Regions from separate parts of the Homo sapiens genome. Here region 2 is linked to region 1. The links are chromatin contacts, found by Hi-C or POLR2A ChIA-PET in ENCODE. All regions are on one chromosome and are shown on one strand. The core of a region is the stretch at or near the end of the contact, and the rest is flanking DNA. Distances in the headings are between cores, read along the strand shown. Region 1 overlaps BMPER (BMP binding endothelial regulator). Region 2 overlaps BMPER (BMP binding endothelial regulator).

Region 1 (6,894 bases), core at 2,182-4,681:
CCTAATTCCATGATGAATTCAGCCTTCTATAGCAGGGTCACACATGAATGTGTATTATCTTAAGAATTAATACTGTGGACCAGAAACAAAAATGTGAGTAGAGAATGGCCACCATTTCGAAATCCATAAATTTCTCCTTAAAAGGCGGATAAAATCGGTTTATTTAAAAATTCAGTCAACATAAACCACAGCATATTATTTCCAAATAATTTTGACAATTTTGTCAAAATAGAACTAAACAGAAAATTTTGTTGAAAAGACAAAAATCTTTTACAAGAAAAAAAATCCTTCAAAATGAAAATACATTATAGCACAAGAAATATTTGCAAATTCCTGGTGTTTTAGCATAGTTTAGAAAACACAGAAAATTTGGGGGTGAGGATGGCTTGCCAGCAAGAGCTATTACCAGATTATGGTGGTAATGGTCAAAAGCACAAGTGCTGCCCGGGTCAAACAGATTTGGTTTCAAATCCTGGCTCTGCCTCTTTCTTGCCTGGTTACCTTGGACAATGTTGGTAACTCCTGTAGCTCAGTTTCCTCATCCACACGGGGAACAACACCTGCAGGGAAAGCCCTTAGCTGCTGCCAGGCACATAGTGAGCACTCAAAAGTGTAAGCTCTTACTCCTGGCCTTATGATTGTTCTGTACATTATTATTGGCACTGGAATACAAATCAGGCTTCCCAGACTTCCAGGCACATCGCACATGTTCAATCAATGCCAGCTAACATGACTGTCATTACCTCCTGTTATCAAAGGCAATGGGCTCATTATAGCAATATAGCCCTCTGTTTTCAGACATCTGATCTTTTATTCTCTTGAAGTAAATACCAAACTCAGCTGTCCTGCAGTCCTTAGTTGCTATGTATGTCAATAAATTCTAGTAGTGGCCACAAAACTACGGGTCAGTATCTGCTTAATATCCTTCCTCCCTGGCTTTGATCACAAAGACAAAATGAAGACTTCAATTTCCTGGTTTCCTCTTCATATGGAAAAGCTTTCAGGGGTTCTGAAAGGTCTTCTGGCCCAGGTTCTTTCAGCAGTTCAAATGCATCTACCTTCATGCTCGCAGATGGGCCATTTGCTGGGGATACAATGAAGAAACCAGTTCACCCTCTCTCTCTCCCTCCTTTAAACTCCAAACACTAGGTAAGATGGTAAGGATCATAAAGAACAACTCTTTCATGTTAAAAGAATTATTAATTCCAGTATCGTCACCAGATTTCCCCATTTCCTTGAAAATCACATATTTCCCTACAATCTGTGCCCATTGACCAGACTCTTTAAAAGCCTGAAGCCAGTAAAAAGGAAGCAGATTTTTACAGATACATCCTGTTGGCTGTTCTGGATGCATGGGCCTGTACTCCTGGCTCTGGGCCTCTCCCTCCTGTGCATGGTGGGAGAGAATTTGGGCAGCTCTGCACAGGAATACTGGGCTTCATTTCTGTCCAGCAACAAAGCTGCATTGTATCCAGTGTTTTCTCCTCCCTCCCTTACTGGGTCCTGGATAATTCATCTAAAAGTTACCAGGGTGGTTCCCCACACTGGCGTCTCTATGGAAAGCATCTCAGCGACCAGGAGAACTTTGACTCTGGATTCTAATTCTGGCTTCCCATATGACCCAGCCAAGTAAGTCCAGCACTTTCTCTGGGCATGACTTCATGAACGAGGAGGCAGTAAAACCAGTGCCCTTTTTCTTCGAAAAAAAAATCAGGGTATACTTTAAACTACTACAGGCCAAGAAAATGCCACCGAGCTCAAATCACCACTTTGGTCTATCTAGGTGTGCATAAGATTAGCTCCTAACCCTTTTAACCAGGGACCTACTTTGGATTCTTGTCTCTAATGTTTAGCAATTGATTGCACAGAAGAAACCTAAGCCCTGTTCATTCAAAGACTCAAAAAAAGTCTTTGAGTGAACAGGGACTCAGAAAATTAAGTCCTCTTGGTGACCCAAAGGAATCTGGGCACCCACATGATCCTGGACTGTTCTTATAATTTCCTCACCTGGCACAATGATTCTCAAGATGTGGTTCCTGAACCCCAGCATCAACCTGGGAACTTGTTAGAAATGCAAATTTTCAAGCCCCACCTAGACCCACTGAATCAGCTCTGTAGGTGATTCCATTTCATGCTAAAGCTTGAGAACTATGGACCTAACACATAGGCTATGTAATAGGTATAACAAACTACTTGAGAAATAAATGAATGATGAGCAAATGAAGAGTCCTGAGCTTTACTAAACCCCTGCTCAGTATAACCTGCCCATAGTTAATGGTGGAAAACACTGCAGCGTGCCCCCTCCATGTCTGGTGAATGCTGGTGCATGAAACTGTAATAATTTGGCCTCTGCTTTTGCTTTCTAATTTCCTGTCCACACACCCTGAAGTCTATGGCACCACCTCACAGAACAGTCTCTCAGCTGCCTGTGCCAGGCTCTCCCTAGCCTCCATGGCTGTGAACATGAAGTCTTCAGTGGCTGGAATATTTTCCTTTGTTCTCTTCCCCAGCCTCCTGCTCCTCTTTTTGTCCAGCTAAACCCTACATATGCTTTTGGTTTTGGCCTAGAAGTCACCTCCTCCAGGAAGCCAGCCCCCAGGCAGAGTACGTTTCTCATAGCATCCAGCATATCCTCTATCAGAAAACACAACCCTCTCTCTCGACATTCCTGTTAACTTGTTTTGCTCATTCATTAACATGCCCTGCAAGCTCTGTGAGCTAGAGGACTCCTTTCTCATTCCCTGGAGGACTCCTTTAGAATTCCAGCACCTTGAACAGTGCCTGGTGTCTTATTTAATCAATCAATCACAACTGTAAAAGAATCTATGCTCTTTTTTGGTAATAGGTAAGATGTGCCTATTTTAATTTATTGATTGATTTCATTGGACTCCTAGACATGAATAATTGACCATTAATCTAGAAAAGATGCCTTTGGATACACTAGTATAATTTTCTCAGCACTTTCTTCCTTAATAAAACTGCCAACCCCCAAGTCTTTTTTTTTAATGTGTACACTTCTGAATATCTGGTCTCGGCTACACAACTGCTCCATCTCTGTGTGCAAGTGTCATGGACAGTGCAGCAACCCTGCTGCTCCTTTTACTTGCCAAGTCAGAAGAAAAATGAGACTGAGTCTCAGATTTCCGAATAAACAGAGTACAATGTGTTGGAGTGTCCAGGAATGCAAAAGCCTCCACTCCTATTTCGTATTTGCACATGCCCCCATCAATTTTAATTTTTGCCAAGTTGATTGGGAAACGGACAGAGTCCTGGATGGCCGTCAAACCCAGCACAGCTCTGAGCCCAAGCCCAAAGCCCTGATACTGCTCCCAAAACAGCACAGAGGCCAGTGTGCCTTCTCTGAGAGGCCCCTGCTGCTGCCAGAACACCAGCTGATTTCACAAGATGCTGTGCCTGCCCATGTGGTTTCACTGAGTCATGATGCTGGCCTCATAATGCATCAAAGCTCCAACCAATCTGTATGTGGCCTGATGGAAACCAGCCCACACAGGGCCACCTCTGAGGACACCCACCCCAGGTCCTCTTGCTTGCAAGGAGTTCTGGCACCCAGGTGGATATCCTGATTTTTCAAAGGGCGACCTGATACCACAGCACTCAGGCCTGTTCGCACAAGAGCCACTAGGCCTTGCTGGTGATGTGACGAGGAGAAAGAGACACCTTGGTCATTCCATCTGGGATTTACAAGGGAAACCTCATCCAGCCTCATGAGAACCTGTTGGGTGAAGATATTATCTCTATTTCATAATGAAAAAAAAAAAGGAAATTCAGAAGCGTTAGATCCTTTGCCAATGGCCACTGTCACTTACTCTCCAACTTGTTCCAGAAAGGATTTAAGTCAGCTTACAAAACTACATGCAGAATAAAATAAAATGCAATGTGAATGAGAGGAAAGAAACAGGAAAGATAAAAATAAAACCAGGCTTGAGGTTAACTAAAAAAAATCATGCCTGGAAGTTCTGTATATTGGATAGAAATGGGTCATAAACTTGGCTCTGAGCTGTCTGATAACTCCTGGGAAAAGGGAAAAAATACAGCTCATGTCCTCAAGTTCTTTCACTTTTCTCAGAGGAGAGAACTTTGAGTCTTCTTTCAGAATCTTTCAATATTTCATTTGCATACAAAATGAACTAACATTATTTTCTCCATCCAATGAGGAGAAGGCAATAGGGCAAAGGGAAGCTAAAACGAAAAGACATAAGCTTAAAGATAGAAATACCAAGGAGATCTCAGAAGTCCCTTCCCCTTTCAAGGGTCTTCTAGGAAAGGTGGTCCTAACTGCAACTGACACGCCAACATTAACTTTGAATTATCACATAAAATTAAATTATACTCATATTACTGTTTACAAAGGCAAGGAAGATGAGCATGAAAAAAGTTAAAATTTGTCATGTATTTCTTCTTTTCCTACAGCCTGAATTCTACCCCTACAAACAACAAAACAAGACACCTGAGCTCCTTCTCAGCCTCCACCCTGTAAAGCACACTGAGGGCGAGTTGATTATTTCTCAAGTTCAGAGTTGTATATTCATCTTATGGAATTAATTATCTTTTCTGCACCTTCCCCTTCAGTTCAATCTTATCCATTGAAAGAATTTATGAAAAGTGCATTATGGAAATTTTAACTCATTCCAAAGTGTTTGTGTTTATTTTTATTTTTGTTTCATTTTAGGAAACAGTATCAATTTCTGCACAGAATGGGAAGAAGTTATTCCGAACGAGTCTAGCAATGACCATGTAAAATAAAGAAGAAAACCTCTTCAAGTACTGGCACCAGATGGCATAGGACGTTCTGAAGGTAGGTAAACACCACACAGAACAGGCTTCTATAATAAAATTATATTAATAATGAAATTGACCTTGACTGAGCATTTGCTCTGTACCAGGCCTGGATACGTGCCTTATCTGGAATGACTGATGCAACCCTCACACAAACCCTCATAGCAATGGGGTAGGTCCTCTCCGCATCCCCTTTTACACATGGGGGAATAATCAGGGGCTTCAGTGGGTGAGCTCGCCTGCCTAACAGCAAGGGCTTGCAAGTTAAGGAGCTCAGAAGTTGACCCAGGCAGTCTGGCTGCAAAACCAACTTGACACCTGTACCACACTCATTCGTACCATTGTACTTGTCCTTTTCTAAAAGCAGCAGTCATGGCGGCCTTCAAACAGGCCTTGCCCTGTCCAGTGTGGGACCTGCTGCTCCCCTGCCTGCCTCCTCACTGGCTCTTCCCAGAGGGCACGTTCCCTTCAAGGGAGAGCTCCCCACACAGTCTTTTCCTGCCCACCTACCTCAAAATCGGCCACCCCCAGGCCCACCCCATCACACTACCCTATTCCCACCATTACTCTTCTTGCAGTCAGGATGGCCTTATTTCTCATGCATAGCTGTCTGCCCACACTAGGCAATGATTTTCTGAAGGAAGAGCTTTGTCTCTCTTGCTAAGTTCCAAATCGCCATCCCTATGACAGAACCTAGCATGTAGCAGGTGTTCAGCTGAAAGCTGTAAAAAGGAGTGAATTAAATAACTGATAAACTCCTCCTCTGAGAGCTCATGGCAGAACAGGATATTTGAAAACCCGAGTGGACAGTGATAGAAGTGTGTACACTCTGACTGTTCTCTGATGGAGCCCCCAGACCAGGTGTGCCTGTCAGGCTAGCTGCTCAGCTGCGCAGGCGACCTGGAATGAGTCCCTTCCCCTCTCAGTGCCTCAATTAGCTACACGGTAAAATGAGGAAAACACTCCTCATGTCAGCCTCATTCTCATGCATGCAAAGATCTTTACACCCATAAATAATGAAAATATAATTAAGTTACACCATTCTGCCTCCTGCTAAGAAGTAATCAAGAAGTCCCCTAAGCAGCCAAAAGAGATGCTACAAAATAATTAGTGTTTTACCTGCTACAGTGACACTTATTCAAATCTGTGCTCAAAAGTCCCTTCTAATTGCATCTCAGAATGTAATTTTCTGAGGAGAAACACTATAAAATTCCAGGATGTTTATGCTTAAAATAAACTTAGAGCTAAATATATAAAATCAAATCAAAATGGCATTTAACCTTGACCTAGGAAGGTTATGCAGTAAAGAATTAACCTTGCCCAAAGAGAGTCTGGTCTTGCCCTCTGCCTTTGGCCACAAAGAGACAATCGTTAAGCCCCTGGAATGTCCTGCCTGACAGGAGTGTGTTTTTTGCCTGAGGCATTTGGTCACTAGACAGTCTAACAATAGGATTTAGTATGGGGCTTTGGGCTATGCAATAACATTTCCAACATCTAGAGAAATTGAAGACCAAAAGCATTAGCACATTACACCTCCAAGAGGGGCTAGAAGATAAGATCATCCATGCAGGTGGCATGCGATCGGGTTCCAATAAAAACTCTGAACACCAAAGGCTTGGGTGAGCATTGCTGGTTGGCAATGCCCAGTGGATACTGTGGACAAGAGGAGTTAATGCCAGCCCATGATGCCACGAGGTGAGGACAGCAGAAGCTCTATGTTTAGACATCTCTCAATTCTGCCTTATGTATCTCTTTTGATTTTGATCTATATCCTTTTCCTATAATATAAATCACACCCATGAGTATTACCACTTGAGTTCCTTCTAGCAAATTCCTGACCTTGAGAGTCCTCTGGGATCACCTCTAAACTTGTGGTGTCAGAAGTGAGAGTAGTCCTGTGTGGACTGTGCCCTTTCTAACTTTGAAGCTGGCTAACTATACAGTTGACTCAATCTCTCTACAAAGATTAATCTATCTGTTAAGATATGAATAGTTTTCTATATTTTCTCTTTTTAAAGAAACAGTATTTGTCTTTCTTCAAGATGAAAAATTAAACATAAGAGGATTTTAGACTTGGATAAAATGATGTTCCATACA
Region 2 (6,728 bases), core at 1,689-4,188, 40 kb before region 1:
TGTTTATCACACTTCATAATTCAGTGTGAGGAAAATCTAAGTTATGACACAGTGAAGTTGAGTTCTTCTGTGTTTATGGAAGATCGTTGTCCTTTTCTTAATCAGTATGCACCCATAGTCTACATTTATATTCATTTTACAGAATAAGTAGCAGAATTTTATCACTTCTGGGAGTGACTGAGATTTATGGCTTTGGTACCTCTGCTGTCATGACATTGTTCTGTCACATTTATGTTCTGTTTGATGGTGAGTTGGTCAGGAAACACGGCTGCCCAGTGTGCTCCAGTGGGAAAACACAGGTTGCATTACTCTGAGCTTTTCCAGGAAAGCTCTGCAGGTGAAGAGTGCCTGCCTGACTGGTTTCTATTGTAACGGAATTGGCAAAATAACAAAGGAATCAGGCCCCTGCAATCCCCTTAAAGCATACTGTCTGTCACAGGAGCTTCAAATTAATGTATCTAGAAATGGTTTCCTGATTCATCTGCCCCACTCCTGGCATCTTGCCTGGCAGCCAAGAGGTTCAGGGTTCAGGTAGGACTCTTGTTCTGTGTGGTTAACACAGCTGCTCAGTGCCACAATAGGGCAAGAGAAGGCCCAGAGCTGCTGCAGGGGCCCAGGGAGCTGGCACCAGGCTGGGCAGCGCTTTGTCACACATCCACTACCTCCCTTCTCTCAATGTTTGATGTTTGTGTGTCATGTTTCAATGACTCCTTGAAGGCATGTTTTAACCCTGTTCCTCATAGCACTCGGCACGGTAGTGGGATCAGAACTGACCTGTGGTCAGTTCCCTCCCTGAAATCCAATTAAACACAACTCATCTGCAGAGAAGCCTTCAGAACTATTTTCCCGCATCAAACTACAGCTACTGCCTCCTGAAAACTCTACACCAGAAACCATTAGACACATGTGGTTATTTAAATTGGAATTTAAGTTAATTACCATTAAATAAAATTACAAGTTCAGTTTGTCAGTATCATTAGCCACATTTCAAATGTTCAATGGCAGCAGGTGCCAATGGCCCCCATATTGGACAGAGTGGATTGAGAACACTACCATCACTGAAGAGAGTGCTATTAGATGGTGCTGCCAAGAGTGCAGCTCCATTAGCGCCAGGGAATCCATTTCTGTCCTCCTAGAGGGATTTATAGGTATACTGAGATTAGGATCAAGCTCACCTCTGATTGGGCACCTACAAAAAAAATTCAAAGTTCTTGGCATCAAATTCAAGGTTCCTAGCAGCCTAGACTTCAGCCTACTTTTCTAACTCCATTTCTTTCTTCCCCACTCATTCTTTTACCAAATCATAGAATGTCCCATCAACCCTTGGACTTCCATCCACCTGGCTATTCCTGACTGGAAGGTACTTCCAGGTCTTTTCCACTGGAAAAATCTAATGTCTATCCTTTAAGACTTAATTCAAATTCCTCAGTGGTGCTTGCCAAGTGGCCCCAAAAAAGTTAGCCACTCCCTATAGGGTCCCATGTCCTTCATACCTTTCTTATTGCACAGATCCTTTGAAACATCATCTCTTTTCTTTCCGGGGGACAAGGACTGTGTCTGGCTTATCTAGCCCCCCAGCACAGTGCCGTGAACACACAGCTCAGTAAATATTCAGTGAATCATTCAAAGAGTGAAAGAGAGTAACCTCATGACCTTTTCCCAGCTTCCACAGGATTGGACAGCTGGACACTGATATCTGAAGGACATGAATTCCATCCTTGCTCCCACTCTGTGGCCACTGCTTAATACGGCCAAGGCCACGGGAGCTGTTGGCCATAACAGCCTCTGAACTAAGCTGCTTCTGCAAGAACCTTTCTGCTGTCATTTTCATTTTGAACTTATTGCACTCCTCTCCTGTCTCCAGAGGAATTTTTTTTAATTTAATGACTGGTGGAAAAAAAGGATTTGATGAGAGGATTCTGCTTTAACCACACATTTTCAATAAAGCACATATTTGATATAAGAAAAACCTATAGTTTTTCATGTTATTAAAAAGGCAAACCTCCAATACTGCTAAAATCAAAACATCAAACACATCTATGCTTCCTAGCAACAGCATATCCGAGTGGTTTCCCCTCTGCTCTCTGCTTTCTCTGGCACAAGGGCCATGCCTGTCAGACAGAGGCAAGTGCCTCTGCTTCCCAGGCACAGTTTTGAACGACAGATGTATTACCCACTGGGCACCCTCCACACTGCTTCTTGGAGAACAGAAGGGCAAGCCAGGAGTGACAGGTGCCAGCTCCACCTCGGAGCCAGATATCCAGCGTTCTGGCTGTTTTCTCTGCCACCACAAAGGGTCTTCAGCTGGACAATGTTTGTCAATCTGAAGGTCAGCTTTCCTGGGAGCAATGGCAGGATCAAGGCAGAACGCAACAGTGCAAGGAAGATAGCAAGAAAACCACCATTTGGTCATATGGCTTTCCTTGTTCCACATATCTAGGAAGGTCATAGAAGTGAGTGAAGGCATCTTAGGTTTATTGGTACCTGGGCATCAATGGAAAACAGGGGAGGGAGAAGATAGGGAAGACAGAGTCCTAGCTGAGTGAGCAGAAGTGTGGTTAGCTACCATAAGCCTATTAAAAAACTCACATTTTAATCCTTGAAATCCTGCCCTAATTTCCCTAATCTGAGTTGCATGGAGACAACTAAAGGTAGTAGCCAAGGTAGGAAGGCACATCCATGTCACATTATACCTATGAAAACAATGTCATCCAATATCACGCTCTTTTCCTCAGCCCTATACAGGCACGTTCACACACTCATTCTTATCCTTCCATCGAAGGGGTACAAAAAACACCACTGTCACATGAAAAACACGGCCAGAAGCTTCAATCCTGGGAACTGTGAGGCTGTTTTATTGAGCTGTCAATGAAAGGGCAGGGCTAGCCTGCTGGGCCAGCCAGCAGGGAGCTCCTGCTGCTCTGTCCACGGCTTTCCTGGGCCAGCCCCAGTTTGGCATCCCTGTGGCTACTGTCCATGCTGGCTTAAATATTGTTGAGAATATTCCAGGTTCTATGGCTGCCTGGGGTTGCCAGGACAGAACAGCAAGTCCAGGCATTTTCATTAGCTTGTGGATTTCATAACCTTCATCTGGGGAGACAGGGCAGGAGGATACCTGGAACGGGAGTCCAGCCTGTTTCTCTGGTTGTAGATATAAAAGTTATCTCCGGTTCAGCTTTCCCAAATTCTCCCCTCATCCCCCTATACTCAAGTTAAATTGTTAGCCCACTCCTCAGTGAAAAGAAGGCACTCATGGAGCTCTGTTTGTTTCAGGCACTAAACAAGGTACAGAGGCTAACAGAGATGGGCTCCTCCAAGAAAACAGGATTGTGCAAATACTAAGAACCAAACTCCAAATGACATAAAGACTATTATGAATGAGAAAAAGGAAATTCTAGGCTAAGGGAGGTGCCTGAGTAGAGGCACAGAATTTCCAAACCACCAGATCTTAGATTTGATAGTCATGTGGTCAACCTCCCAATATCAAAAACAATACAAAGCAAAAAAAGTCCCTGACAGAGAATCATGCAGCCTCTTCCTGAGACCTCACAGGACAGGGGGCTGGTTTTCCTGCAGGGCAGCTCAGCAGATCTGCTGGTTATGACATTTCTTTCTTCTAGGGATCCAAATCCTCATAATCTCCAGTTAACTCTCAGGTCTGACATCAGGAGCCACACAGAATCACTCAATGTGTCCCTGCTCATAAGGACTCTTCAGTTACCTTCCTGCGCTCCCCTGCTCAGCCTTGTATTTTCATCTTCCTGCCTTCTGTGTTCCTCCCTCCCTGTCAACTGCTTGCTTCCCGGCTTGTCAAGAACAAAAATCCAACAACCAAATTAACAAGAGAAAAACCTACCAAACCATTTTTGTTCATGATTCACAGTGAATCTCTTACTTGATTGCCTGCCCACTGTCCCTACCTTATATACATTGCTTACTTATACATTCCAACACTTTTTACCTAATTTAGACGCTCTCCAATTACTAAAAATATTTATTTTTAAATCCTCCTAACTTTCCCCAGGAGGTGAATGGCATTACGTGCACAGCAGCACACAGGAGCTCCAGAAATGATCATTCACCTCTGACCCTCTTCTGAAGCTATGGATTGTTTTTGTGGAATAATGTAGGCATCTGTGGACACAGAGACCTCCTTTAAGGAAGTAGCAATTCTTAGGATTTTTCATGGATGCCAGCTTTGGAAGAAGCTCCACATACTTGCTTTTAGTAGAGGTACGCTTTTAACAGTGACCAAACAGCTATCACGCATGTATGGAATCTAAAATATTTTCTCCCTTGATAAGGCCATATATCAGACCATATGTGAAGAGTATAATCTTCATGCCCACAGTTAAATTCTCGCCCATCTAATAACGGGGAAGGGATGTGCACCATTTTGCTATTTTCTCTATACCCAGGGGCCACATCTTTAAGGAGCCCAAAGCCAGAGACTATATAACCAGTAACCCTTAGAAATACTCCTGTTGGGAAGTTAAGCTATCTTTGCTCAAGTAGGAAACACTGGCTTCACGGAGGGAAAAACTGACCATGATTAACAGACTTTTGCTGAATTGTCACTCTTCTAGAGATAACGCCTCATTTCACTTTGGGCCCCATCCTAGCAGAGCCCGGCAAATCTTGCAAGATGGTCTCAGGAGCTGGCCAGGGAGAGGGAAGCTTGGTCACGACCCCCCTCTAGTGGCCGAGAGTTACTGCATGAAGTAACCATAATTCTTACTCCAGCATTTGCTTCTAAATCAAACAACTCACCTTTTTGGAGGCTGGCTGATAAAAAAGAACATAAAAATGGTGCTTGGCAGAAAATCAATCACTCTTCTCTTAAACTTGTGCTCAATTCATCACCGTCATGCTTACTGTAAAACAATTGTAAGGCTGGTGAACTAAACCCCTGTGTAATCCTAAACACCTACCCCTGATGCCTGCCAAGAAGGGTGAGTGCATCTGAGGCAGGCTTCTGGAAAGGGCAGGGCGAGATGGGCCACCACCAGGAAGAAGCCTCTGCTCCGTCCACCTTTTTCAATCTTTTTTATCTTTTTCACGAAATCTCATTTCACCTATGTACTACATCGAACGTCACATATTTTTTTGTCTCTAAAAAGAATCTCAAGTACAAGAGAGTCGGAATCCTTCACCTAAGCAGAAGAGAAACATTCTTTACCACTAAAGGAAAAACTAAACTGTTTTTCCTGCTTCCACACGCTGACTCAACACAGAAAGCTTCGGTCACCAAAACATGTAGGGACTTCTCCCCACTAACCACTAGTTCTCCAGCGGACACCAACTAGATGTCCTGAAATTTAACTCAATTCTGACACTATCTACTGGAGTTAGCGTCAGATCCCACAGCAAAGGTCCCAGTCCCACAGCACTGCTCCCCACTTTAGATATCAATCACAGTCCCAGGTTGTGGCCTGTGCTTCTGACCAACCGGTTTATAAATCGGAGTTTCCACAACCCCCTTCTTGGATCCAGTTAATTTGCTGGAGTGACTCACAGGACTCAGGGAAACACTTAAGTTGCCCAGTTGATTACAAAGGCTGTTACCAAGGATACAGATGCACAGCCAGATGGAAGAGATGCACAGGGTGAGGGTGTAGGAAGGGATTCAGAGCTTCTGTGCCCTCTCCAGGCACACCACCTTCCAGAACCCAGGCACACCACCTTCCAGAACCCCTGTGTGTTTAGCTATCCAGAAGCTCCCCAAACCCTGACCTTTGGGGTTTTCGTGGAGGTGCCATTACATAGACCTGATTAATTATATCACCAGCCATTGGTGATCAACTCAACTTTCAGCCCCTCTCCCCTCCTTGGAGGCTAGAGGGAGAGGCTGAAAGTCCAACCCTCTAATTACATGGTTGGTTCCTCTAGCAATGGAGCCCCTCTCCATCCTGAGGCTGTCCAGGAGCCCCCCAAGGATCATCTCATTAGAACAAAAGATGCTCCTATCACCAAGTAAATTACAAAGGATTTAGAAGCTCTGCATCTCTCACTCCTACCATTCAGGAAATTAATTGCAAAGGTCTTAGGAGCTCTGTATCAGGAACTGGGGTCAGAGACCAAATTCAAATTTAAAAAAAAGATTTCCCTAGTGCCCTTACCTACACAGTTTCAGGAGCTCTATGTCAGAGAGCAATATACACATTTCAATATACACATTTCACATCTACCAAGTCTGAGGTGGTAATACCATCAGGGACCAAAAGTATCAGCGTGTTGCCAATATTCAGCCACGTCTTGGGGTAAGCCTGATTCTTAGTTTGTAAAGTGATGGGGTCTCCACAGTACTAATATTCTGTGATTCTGTCAAGATATGAACTTGCCCAGGGCTCAGCTAGCCCCAAAACTAGGTAGTATATGTATTTTAAAAGCCCCCAGCCCAGAAATGAGAGAGGGATCTTTACCCCAAAGAAACTCACTGTCTCCTTTTTGGTGAGCTCATCTCATCATAATTCTACTCCCAACATAGATACATACCGTCTTTGAAATTGTTCTAGTCCCCTCAACAAACACCAAGAGAATATCCGCTGTGTGCAACCTGTGGGCTGGGCATTGTGGGAAATGCAGAAAGAAAGAAGAACCTGGCTTCGATCCGGAGGCCTTTGGGGCGTGGTAGGGAGAGCAGGGCAGAACTGGCTTCGATCCTGGGGCCTTTGGGGTGTGGTGGGGAGAGCAGGGCAGAACTGGCTTCGATCCTGGGGCCTTTGGGG

What was found. Hi-C counts contacts between places; a loop is a spot of excess contacts on that map. ChIA-PET counts read pairs that join two places held with the same protein, here RNA polymerase II (POLR2A). Pooled maps may share reads with other maps.
Region 2: a map of gastrocnemius medialis shows a loop between it and region 1 (6-fold over the local background). The contact joins two enhancer-like sites. A Hi-C loop is called at or near these places in 6 of 168 maps with a recorded cell type or tissue (A673, IMR-90, MCF 10A and 3 more) and 7 of 50 pooled maps. POLR2A ChIA-PET finds 5 or more read pairs at or near these places in 1 of 52 experiments (H1).

What each region holds. Positions count from the first base shown.
Region 1 is chr7:34,092,813-34,099,706 of GRCh38, reverse strand. All of the region lies in intron 13 of BMPER (BMP binding endothelial regulator), which reads right to left. Among named protein-coding and RNA genes, the nearest start is that of BMPER, 190 kb to the right of the region's middle. Within about 2 kb of position 3,431, at least 12 of the 41 ENCODE cell types and tissues checked have a DNase peak (open chromatin) inside an H3K27ac peak, as active enhancers do; they include gastrocnemius medialis and psoas muscle, where a contact is called at or near this core.
Region 2 is chr7:34,132,346-34,139,073 of GRCh38, reverse strand. The region is part of intron 13 of BMPER (BMP binding endothelial regulator); the gene reads right to left. Among named protein-coding and RNA genes, the nearest start is that of BMPER, 230 kb to the right of the region's middle. Within about 2 kb of position 2,938, at least 2 of the 41 ENCODE cell types and tissues checked have a DNase peak (open chromatin) inside an H3K27ac peak, as active enhancers do; they include gastrocnemius medialis and psoas muscle, where a contact is called at or near this core.